Linked DNA regions of Homo sapiens: region 1 is linked to region 2. The links are chromatin contacts, found by Hi-C or POLR2A ChIA-PET in ENCODE. All regions are on one chromosome and are shown on one strand. Each heading gives the region's core, a stretch centred on a gene start or an enhancer-like site at or near the end of the contact. The rest is flanking DNA. Distances are from core to core; before and after follow the strand shown. Region 1 has its middle 42 kb from the start of ABHD5. Region 2 has its middle 18 kb from the start of ANO10.

Region 1 (5,772 bases), core at 2,452-4,951, 95 kb after region 2:
GGGCCAGCTTCTCTTGGTGTTGGCTGCCAACTAGTTCACACCAGCCTTCTCCTGAGGAATGCTCTTGGCTGATGAGAGCACTCATACCTGGAGAAGTAATCTGGAAGGGAAAGTCAAGGAAACCTTGCTGACTAAGTAGACAGTATGAAAAACACTGGTGAGAGACTTTGGACTTCCTGGATCTGTCTTCCATCTAATAGATATTCCAGAAAGAGAGACTTTAAGGTTTTCTTTTTTGTTTTAATGGAGAATAGAAAATAATCCCTTTTTTTTTTTTTTTTTTTTTTTTGAGACGGGATCTTCCCCTGTCTCCGAGGCTGGAATACGGTGGTGCGATCAAAGCTCACTGCAGCCTTGAACTCCTAGGCTCATCATGCAGTCTTCCCTCAGCCTCCTGAGTAGCTAGGACCATAGGCACATGTCACCACATCTGGCTAATTTTTCTTACTTTTTGGAGAAATGAAGTCTTGCTATTTTACCCAGGCTGGTCTTGAACTCTTGGGCTCAATGATTCTCCTGTCTCAGCCTCCCAAAATGTTGAGATTGCAGGCATGAGCCACTGCGCCTGGCCTAATCCATTTGTTTGTTTTTTTGTTTGTTTGTTTGTTTTTTGAGACGGAGTCTCGATCTGTTGCCCAGGCTGGAGTGCAGTGGAGCAATCTTGGGTCACTGCAACCTCTGCCTCCTGGGTTCAAGCAATTCTCCTGCCTTAGCCTCCTGAGTAGCTGCGACTACAGGTGCATGCCAACACGCCTGGCTAATTTTTTGTATTTTTAATAGAGACAGGGTTTCACCATGTTAGCCACGGTGGTCTCGATCTCCTGACCTCGTGATCCACCTGCCTCGGCCTCCCAAAGTGCTGGGATTACAGGCGTGAGCCACTGCGCCCGGCCCTAATCCATTTTTTTTAAAGTGAATTTCCTTGTGGCCCCAGGTGGTGAGCAACAATAGTGGGAGAAAGTTCACACACAGATATCACCTAGTATAATTTCAACCTCCTAAGAATTCCAAGGATCGTTCGCTAAAGCTAAGGTGAAAATTCTACATATTGCCAGAGGAGACATAGAAAGTTTCAACAGACTGGCACTCAATGGTTTATCTTCCAAATGGGAACTATCTCCAAAGTGCTAAATTTTTATGAAGGAAGATGATTTTGAATTTAGAATTCTATATTCTGTTTACTATCTTTAAGAGTGAGAACAAAATAACAGTGTTCTTGAACATGCAAACACTCAGACAACACTGCATACATAATTTTGGGGGCCCAATGCATAATAAAAGCGTGGGGCTGCTTGTTGAAAGATTTAAGAGTTTGGGCCGGGTGCGGTGGCTCACACCTGTAATCCCAGCAGTTTGGGAGGCCAAGGCAGGCGGATCACCTGAGGTCGGGAGTTCACAACCAGCCTGACCAACATGGAGAAACCCCGTCTCTACTAAAAATACAAAAATTAGCCGGGTGTGGTGGCGCATGCCTGTAATCCCAACTACTCAGGAGGCTGAGGCAGGAGAATCGCTTGAACCCGGGAGACGGGAGGTTGTGGTGAGCTGAGATCGTGCCATTGCACTCCAGTCTGGGTAAGAAGAGTGAAACTCCGTCTCAATAAATAAATAAATAAATAAAAATTAAAATTAAAAATTAAGAATTTCAGGATGGCAACTGCAGAGCATTAAAATAAGTGTGGGACCCCTCTGAATGCAGCGCCCCATGCAGTTGCACAGCTCATGTGCCCAGGAAGCTGAGAAAACTCACCACCCATGAAGTCTTCTGGAAAAAAGAAAGCATTTAATTCAAAAAAGTGGTGAGTGCGAGACAAAACAAAAAATGATCCCAGTAAAACATAAAAAAAATTATTGTCTTTAATATTCTTTATGAAGCTTAATGATTTTTAGAATACCATTAAGAATAGAGGGGAGGGCTTGGCACGGTGGCTCATGCTTGTAATTCCAGCACTGTGGAAGGCCGAGGTGGGTGGATAACTTGAGATCAAGAGTTCAAGACCAGCCTGGCCAACATGATGAAACCTTGTCTCTACTAAAAATACAAAAATTAGCCGGCAGGGTGGCACGTGCCTGTAATTCCAGCTACTTGGGAGGCTGAGGCAGGAGACTCGCTTGAACCTGGGAGTTGGAGGTTGCAGTGAAACGAGATTGCACCACTGCACTCCAGCCTGAGTGAGGAAGCAAAATCTGTGTCTCAAAAACAAAACAAAACAAACAGAATAGAGGGGAGATGTGTACTTAAAAATCATACACATTAAAATTTGATAATTTCAACAACAGGAAAGAGATGGTCAAGAAGTAAGAGAAAAGTAAAATGCAAGCTTAAAGTCTTGTTAGACTTGGGCAGGGGATGTTTAAATACTGATTAATTAGAACTAATTGTATTTTTAAAAATTAATTTTAAATATGTAAAGGTAAGCACAATATTTAAAGGTAACTGCAAAATTAGTGACTTACCCAACACACATTTATAATCTCATGGTTTCTGCGGATGAAGAATTCAGACATGGCTGAGCTAGGTCCTCTGCTTCAAGATCTTTGCATGGCCGCAGTCAAGATGGTAGCCAGGGCTGGGGTCTCAAGGCTGGAGTCAAGGTGATGGCCAGGGCTGGGCTTCCTCTTTGAGTGAGGAAGGACATGCTTTCCAAGCTCATGTGGTTGTTGGGATTTGGTTCCCTCCAGCTGATGGATTGAGGGCCGTAGTTGGTAGCTGTCCATCTGCTGAAGGCCACCTTCAGTTTGTTTCCACGTGAACCTCCTCAACATGGCCACTTCCTTCATCAAAGCATGTAAACCAAGAAGGCAGTGGAGAGTCTAACAAGACAGCAGTTACAACCTTGTGCAGTGTAATCATGGAAGTGACATCCCGCGGTCTTTGCTGGATTCTGATGGTTAGAAGGAAGTCACAGGTTTCATCCACACTCAGGAGCAGAGGAACTCTCAAGGGTGTGAGCACCAGGAGACTGGGATCCCTGGGGGCTGTCTTAGAGCTTACTCACTACCACACTCATTCATAATAAGGCCTGTCAGACAAGGGAGACTTGGTCATACACCTGAGTTATATAAATCCTCATCCAGTCTCCCTATGGTTGACAAGGTGTCTTGCTCATAAGCGTCAGTACCTGGTGTCAGGTGCTCTCATATAATCAATCACTGTTTGTTGAATGAACATGAATTGCTACAAATAAAAGCAGTTTTGAAAAAACAGTTTGGCGCCATTAACAGGTTGTTTTTAATTTGCATTGTAAAATGGGTTTGGCAGTTTTGCATATTAAAAGGTCAAAATGTTATGCCATGAAAGATAAAACAAGAGCTTAAACATTCCAGAACAAAATTTTCCACAGGATGCCCTTGTGTTTGCCTTTCACATCTGGATTGTTGTCATAGTCCTGCCATTCGCAGTAATTTACATTTGAGTCACATTTCTCTCTTGAGGAGTAAATATAGTACAGTACTTCCCTTTAAATGTCCTTTACTCAAGGAGAAAAACGTATTTGGGGTACATATTTTCACAACCATCCTGGCATAAATTTTAAAATCTGTGTGCAAATGGGTGGTGATTGCATCATGTTAGGTTGCTCAGAGAATGTCTTTAAGATGACATGATTGAGAATTGATTCATTAACACTGTTACTATTTTTTCAGAGCTCATTCCGCAAAACCATGTCTGAGAGCCAGGAAGTCTGGATTCTTGTCCCAGTGCCCCAACCAATGAGCTGAGTGGCCTTGGCAAGTCACCCAGTCTGCACCAGTTTTCTTGTCTGTGGAATGCTGGGCTTGGATGAATAGTAATTCAAGGATCTCTCCCTCTGCAGTGTGCTTTCTGGTGACCATGAATGGATGCTGTCAGTAGATGCCTTGGTGCTCTTTACGGTGCTGGTGCAACTACCCCCAACTGTCAGGAAGATGTCCCCTAGTGGCTTATAGCTGTCTCCTCTGCAGAATTGCCCTTGGCCAAACAGCTGCTTCCTCACCTGGGAGATCACACCCCTGCAGCCGATGATTGACTGACACGTGGGTGCAGAAAGCCTGCCCTCTTGCCTCCAGGTGGGACCCAGTCTGTGGTGCAATTTGTGTTCCTGGGCACCTGTGGGACTGGCTGAAGTTAAACTTCAGATTAAACTACATCCTTAATTAGCTCTTTCCCTCACTCCAGCCTATTTCTCTCTCCTCGCGTTTCTTGAGAGCCCCCAAAACCCAATATATAAGAATTCTTTTCTTAGGCTTTGCTACTAGAGACCCTGATCCAAGAAAGTCACCTTAAAAGGAAGGGCTTATGGGTATGGGATTTCTTGAATTTTCCGGAGGGTGTAAGGTCATCATGAAAATAGGGGATGGTGAGGTGTAAAAACAGAGAGGAAGCCTTAAACCAGGGATGTCCAACCTTCTGGCTTCCCTGGGTCACGCTGGAAGAAGCATTATTATCTTGGGCTACACATAAAATACACTTAACACTAACGATATCTGATGAGCTAAAAGAAAAATGCAAAAAAATCTAATAATGCTTTAAGAAGGCTTAAAAATTTGTTTTGGGCTGTATTCAAAGTCATACTGGGCTGAATGTGGCCTGCAGCCATGGATTGGAGAAGCTTGCCTTAAACTGAAGCACTGGATATATTTGAATAAATATGCAGTCTTTAGTTTCTAGAAAATTTAGTTTGCATTTGATGTGATGCTGAAACCTCTAAGTAGAAACACCTGCTCATGTCCGGCCCAGAGTGAGTACTCACTGAATAATTATTGAACCAAATCATGCTGAATTTCTAAAATGGGGCCTAGAATTCCTGAAGATGTTTGATTGTAGGAGAGAAGAGTTTGGGGGCACAAAGGAGAGAAAGTATTAGGTTGGTGCAAAAGTAAATGCGGTTTTGGCCATTACTTTTAATGGCCAAAACCACAATTGTTTATATACTATAAAGAGAAGTCTGGGCTGAAGGCTCACTCTGTCCCAACTCCTCTAGGAAGTATGATGGAGATCGGGACCAGGGGTAGGCAATGATCTGAGGTCAATCTTAGCAGGTATGTCTAGACCGCAGGTGCCAGCATTCTGGTAGGTTTGGAAACCCCTCTTCTCTACTCCCAGCCACCTCCCACCATGCTGGTAAACTTGATGGAGGAGGCAGCTCCCTGCTCTCAGCAGCTCTCCTGGGTCCAGCTCCCTGCCTTTCTCAGTGTCTGGGGAATGAGAACAAGTGCTCTCATTGTCCCATAGGGACAAGGCCAGGGCTTCGCTAACCTGGTACCTGGTGTGCTGGGATTTATGGTTCAAAATGAAACACTCTGCATTCCCCTCACCCACACTGCTTCATCCATACCCAGCCTTCTCAGTGGTTCTCCTCCCACCTGACTTTTGGACTTGTAGTTATTTTGTGTCTCCTTATCCCCTCACTAATGAGTGGCCAGAGAAAGCTCAGAGGGGCTAGTTCTGGATTTTTCAGAACAAGGGATGGGAGTCATGGCAAGGAATTGAGATGCTGGGCCAAAGAACAGAAGTCTCCACCCCTATGCCAGCCCTGGGTGCTCTGTGGACTTGAGGTCAGCTGTGGCCTGCCCTGAGCTGGAGGCCTCTCCTGTTAGTTTTACATGAGGGGCCCCATGGGCAGAGAGGCTCATCACCCGAGTAAAGGTGACACAGGCTGCGGGAGGCAGGGCCTGCAGTGGAGAATGTGGCCTCCCAGGCCTGGTCACGCCTTCAGAAGTGTGAGGGTTTTCTAGGGTGAGAGTTGATGTTCCTAACTTTAGCCTTCAGCTCTCGGGGAGGCCCTTATGACC
Region 2 (5,683 bases), core at 1,079-3,578:
TGTAATTTGTACAATATATTGTCATATATTTTTGTGTTTAATAGACGTTCTTTGTTAAATGTGGATGTTGAAAGTATCTAGCATTTAAATTTGTTGTAAACCTGAATTGATATTTCTTTATTTTTTAAAATATATTGGGAGTCTCAAAAACTGAAAAACACCTGGTCTCTGTCACCACTAAAAAGGCCCCATTTAGCCTGGTGCAGTGGCTCAGGCCTATAATCCCAGCACTTTGGGAGGCCAAGGCGAGTGGATCCTTGAGCCCTGGAATTCAAAACCAGCCTGGGCAAAATGATGAGACTCTGTCTCCACAAATAAATAAATAAAAGTTAGCCAGGCAGACGTGGTGGTGCATGCCTGCAGTCCCCGCTAGCAGGAAGGCTGTGGTGGGAGGATCAATTGAGCCTGGGAGGTGGAAGCTGAAGTGAGCTGTGTTTGCACCACTGCACTCCAGCCTGGGTGACAGAGTGAGACCCTGTCTCAAAAAAACAAACAAAAAGCTGGGTGCGGTGGCTCACACCTGTAATTCCAGCACTTTGGGAGGCCAAGGTGGGCAGATCACCTGAGGTCAGGAGTTCAAGACCAGCCTGGCCAACATGGTGAAACCCGGTCTCTACTAAAAATACAAAAATTAGCTGGGCTTGGGGGCGCATGCCTGTAATCCCAGCCACTCGGGAGATTGAGGCAAGAGGATCACTTGAACCTGGGAAGCGGAGGCTGCAAATGAGCCGAGATGGCGCCACTGCACTCCAGCCTGGGCAACAGAGCGAGACTCCATCTCAAAACAAACAAACAAACAAACAAACAAACGCCCCAATTAAAAACAATAGCATCACGGAGAATTAGGACCAAAATTTAGAAGAAGAATAAAACAGCCCAAGAGACAGCGTCAGGGCATTTTTTTTTTTCACCTACTAGATAAAGAAGCAGTAGGGCAGTGCACATCGTTCCTGTGCAGAGCTATTTCTTCTTGAGCTTCACAGCACTTTGTGTACAGAAATGAAGAATGATGCCCAGAAACTCCACTTTGTAGAACTAAGCAGATTGAGCCAGTTGATCCAGGAACCTCTCTCAAATCTTGCTTTTTATCTTTTGTCTTAAAGAAAACAAATTATGAGGCAAAAAGTAACCATTGTTGGAGGATAAATCAGAAAGTTGTCATTTTCCCTTTTAGAACTAGTGGGATTTACTACCTGTTCTGAATACAGTATAAGAATATAATGGGCAGCAATGAATGAGTAATCATAAAAATATCCAAAGCAGAATTCCATCGAGTTTTAAAAATTGTTTCCTTCATAAAGCATAAAGGAAATGTGCATATTTATCTTCAAATACAAGCAGATTAAATTGAGATACGTCGTTTAATTGAACTATAAGTTAAAAATTCTTAATGAGATCATCTTGTGAAAACCTAAACTCTACATTATTCCTCCTGAAAATCTGCCTTCTCCAGACAGAAATGTATAAATGGTCATTGACTAACCAGGCTATAAACTGCTCATTTGTAAGGATAACCTTCGAACTTGCATTACAATTGAAGAGATGAATAATTTTCACAAGTAAGAAATAGATATTTTTGTTGAAATTATGCAATTTATATTAATCCTCTTGATCACAATTTACAAAAAGTTAAGAAGAGAAGCTTTTTTGAGATGTTTTTATGGTGTTAATAAAAATAATACAAATTGGAAATTTTGTATTATAATTACCCCTATTAAAGCATGTGTCATTTCACTGGGATTTTTAGTCTTCAGAATCAAGCAATAAATGCATATAATGTTGGCTATTCAGTCTGCTCAATGGGATATAGATGGGATATTGTGACAAATCTTTTTTCTACCTATTTGTGAAAAATGAAATGTTTAGTAAGTATTTTTTAAAGGGTAAAAATACTTTAACTCACAAGTAGCCAGAGAGCAGCTAGAGGTTTGTGAAACGGTGGTCAAGGGCCTGATTCCCAGCACTCACTGGGTAGGAAGTTACACACCTGCTGTACAGCGAGACAAGTCGTTGCCACAGGAGTTTGCAGTTGCACCACAGCGCCATCAAGTGAAGGGGTGAGAAAGGTGACTCTCAACAATTATTAATACTCAAGGTAGGTACCACTCCTGTTGAACATATTGCTCCCAGATATAGCAGCCTAAAAACCACAGAGTCATTATGTCACTCAGTTTCTGACAGGAATGTGGGAGTGGCTTAGCTGAGTGGTTCTGGCTCAGAATTGATCCTGAGGTTGTGGTCAAGATGTCACCTGCAGTCATCTGAAGGCTTGACTCAGGCTGGAGGGTCTGCCTCTAAGGTGGCTCCCTCACATGACTGCAGGCAGTCTCAGTTCCCCACCAGATAGATCTCTCCACCAGGCTGCTCACCCGTCCTCAGGACATGGCATGGGCTTCCTGCAGAGGGAGGGCTCAGAGAGAGAGAGCGAGCAAGCAGGAAGCTGTAATACCTGGGAATCACCTACTCTCCAAAGTCACACACCATCATTTCTGTGTTGTTCTAGTTGTTAGAAGCACATCACTAGGTCCAGCCCACATTCCAGGGGAGAGGAATTAGCCTTCATCTTTTGAAAGGGGCGTCAAAGAATTTCACATTTTAAGTCATCGCAGTGCAGCCAGCCCAGAGATCAGATGACTCAGCCAGTTTGCCCTCACTAGATCTAGAGGGCTCCCGTCCACACCCTTGCTAGGTGTTTACAGTGCATTTCTAGCACTAATGTTTAAGACATAGATCCAAATGCCACACAACTAAAATAAGTTGAAGAATCAATTTGTGATGAAAATACAGACAATTCTGGCTGGGTGCAGTGGCTCACGCCTGTAATCCCAGCACTCTGGGAGGCCGAGGTGGGCGGATCACGAGGTCAGGAGATTGAGACCATCCTGGCCAACATAGTGAAACTCCGTCTCTACTAAAATACAAAAATTAGCTGGGCGTGGTGGTGCATGCCTGTAATCCCAGCTCTGTAATCCCAGCTACTCAGGAGGCTGAGGCAGGAGAATCCCTTGAACCAGGGAGTCGGAGGTTGCAGTGAGCTGAGATCGCACCACAGCACTCCAGCCTGGCGACAGAGTAAGACTCCATCTCAGAAAAAAAAAAAAAAGAAAGAAAGAAAAAGAAAATGTAGACAATTCTGCCTTTTTAGAAAGTAGGACCTGGCACAATAGTATACTTTCAGATATGAGCCTGTTTGGATGGCACCCCAGTTCATTCAGAGAATGTCTCCAGCATTATTTTGTCTTAGCACAACCAGCTGAACTCACTGGAGTGTCGCTAGCCTAAGCAAGCCTAGTCCTGAGAGTCGGGGTTGCAGAAGATGTATGTTAGGGTGAAAGTGGGGTGGTAAAGGAAGAGGACACAGAGTAGGTCTGAAAACAGTGTTCTGGACAATCATTCCAAAATGAACCACTCTACAAAGCTTTACTTGAAGGATTGATATTTAAACACATCAGTCATTAGATGTCTTTATATTTAATGGGTTTCAATTTCACAAGACCTCTCATTGCTGGTTGTGTGCTTTGAGGGAACAGGGAAGAAAAGGTTAAAAAATATACCCCCAGCTTATAATGTGGAAAGAGTTTACTTGAAGCTGCACCACTCAACCAAGTCCATTCTGTTGTTTCTAAACCAACAAAAAGCATGGTGAAGAGAAGGCATCTGGTGGATATTGGCTGAATTTTTTTAAAAACAACTGGCTAGCAGGGCAAAGCATCAACCCTGGCCAGTGGAGAACTTGCCATCTTTGCCTGGCACTACTTCATTCCACTCCTCCCTGACCCCAGTCAGCAGGTACTCCTTCCTCCCAGGCCTTTGCACAGGAATCATGCAAACTGGAACCCATCCCATGCACTAAAAAGATTCTGGAAGTTTCATTTCTAATGTTCCTATTTTCTCACCATGTAGCAAAAAAGCAGAAGAGCACACACTCCCAAATAAAATGGTGAATTCTTTTACTAGCAGTATTCTACTGAACAGAACTCTTTTAAAATGCATTTTTCCATTGCCACATTACAGTGATAATTAATATTCATAATAATGACCTTGAAGGTCTCTCAGAGTCTGAGGAACCTAATGAATAATTAAGAGAATGAAATGGTTTTCAATAAGATTTCATGCTTAGTGCTTTTTGTATTCTAATACTTTTGATAGATTGTCATGGTTGATTGTCTAATTCCCCAGTCATGCGAGTAAACAGAGAATTTAATGTGTTTCAAGGGGACTTCCATGGTAAGTTATTTGCAAGCATATTAAACCAAAATCTGAAGTGCATTAAAAATCCTCAGCCAACGCTAGCATACACGCAGGCTGCCACATGAATTGCAGCTATAGGGAGCTATGGCTAGCTGGAACCACTCAGAATCCATCCTTTTCCTTCTAGATAGAAAAAGAAAATAATTATTGGAACTAAGGATAATTATACATAAAATTATATACCAAAATATTGTTCTTATAGTTGAGGATTCATTTGTTGCTCTTATTCATTGTCATATGTTTAAAGAATTTGACACAAGATTGATATCAAAAAATTATCTGGATTGGGGGTTCCTTTCCTATTCCTGGTGCCACTTCATGCTGTAATAAACTCTCACTCTTGTTTCTTTCTTGTTACCCCTGTTATGGTAGACATATCACTCTACTTGGAGAAAATTCCAAATCACTGTTTACAGTAGAAGAAAAATCCAATACCTATATTCGGCAGTTGAAAGACCAAGATCCCAAAAGGTGATATGACTTATACAAAGCTACATAGCAAGTTAGTTATAGAGCCCAATGAGAACCTGTGTTTCCCAACTCCCAAGCAAAGGCCTTTGTGCAACATCCATTGCCACACCAAAGCCAATAACTGCTAATGAAAGTTCTCCACCCATTGCAGCCACGGAAACTGAAAAAACTACTGAGAAATGTTATTTCAACAAATGCATTTGACTTATAAGGTTGAAGTACCATATATTCTATTGAAAATGTCTGAATTGAAAGGATTTAAGTCACTTTAAGCAGAAAATTAGAGCACACATGGCACTGTCTATTTTTAGGATCTCTGAGTCTCAGGCACAGGCATTTTAGTAATTTAGATCTTTACATGAGTGCTCCTCCAAGTTTTGTTTCATCTTCAGAATGGAGGCCATGTCATCAAGCGAGTGTGGGAAGCTTGAGCTCATTCTACAGGAGGTTATGCCAGGTGCAGGAAAAGGGATTGCTTGGTGTAATAATTAGATCCTTACCACCTACCCACCCACCCACATACAGACATACACAGATACACACACACAGCTGAGCCATTTGAAAATAAACTGTAGACTCATGCCATTTCATTGCTAAATATTTCAACATGCATTTCCTAATAAGGACATTCTCCTTACTGGTGAGAAATGATATTTCGATGCCAAGATCAAGGGGCAAGGTATGTTAATTGACACAAGGGTATCATTGCTTCAAAGCCCTTTCAGTGAACAGATCCAGGAATGACAAATACACTTTTAAAAGGTTATTTAATGTGAATTTCTCAATGCAAATTTAACCTTACAGTGTTTTATTTTAAGTTCTTTGACTTAATAGTTGTTTTTGCCTCTCTTTTCTGTTACACTGAAAGTTTTGGTTTGTAATAATATAGTGTTTCTTTCCTCCTAATTCAGAATTGTACACTTGTTTTCTCCTAGTTCAGAATTATAATACTATATAAATA

What was found. A loop is a pair of places that touch in the nucleus more often than their neighbours do. ChIA-PET counts read pairs that join two places held with the same protein, here RNA polymerase II (POLR2A).
Region 1: a map of astrocyte of the cerebellum shows a loop between it and region 2 (7-fold over the local background). The contact joins two enhancer-like sites. A Hi-C loop is called at or near these places in 2 of 168 maps with a recorded cell type or tissue (astrocyte of the cerebellum and endothelial cell of hepatic sinusoid). POLR2A ChIA-PET finds 5 or more read pairs at or near these places in 3 of 52 experiments (BJ, activated T-cell and naive thymus-derived CD8-positive, alpha-beta T cell).

What each region holds. Positions count from the first base shown.
Region 1 is chr3:43,730,235-43,736,006 of GRCh38, forward strand. It overlaps a transcript of ABHD5 not described here. Among named protein-coding and RNA genes, the nearest start is that of ABHD5, 42 kb to the left of the region's middle. Within about 2 kb of position 3,702, at least 4 of the 41 ENCODE cell types and tissues checked have a DNase peak (open chromatin) inside an H3K27ac peak, as active enhancers do.
Region 2 is chr3:43,636,688-43,642,370 of GRCh38, forward strand. It overlaps a transcript of ANO10 not described here. Among named protein-coding and RNA genes, the nearest start is that of ANO10, 18 kb to the left of the region's middle. Within about 2 kb of position 2,329, at least 3 of the 41 ENCODE cell types and tissues checked have a DNase peak (open chromatin) inside an H3K27ac peak, as active enhancers do.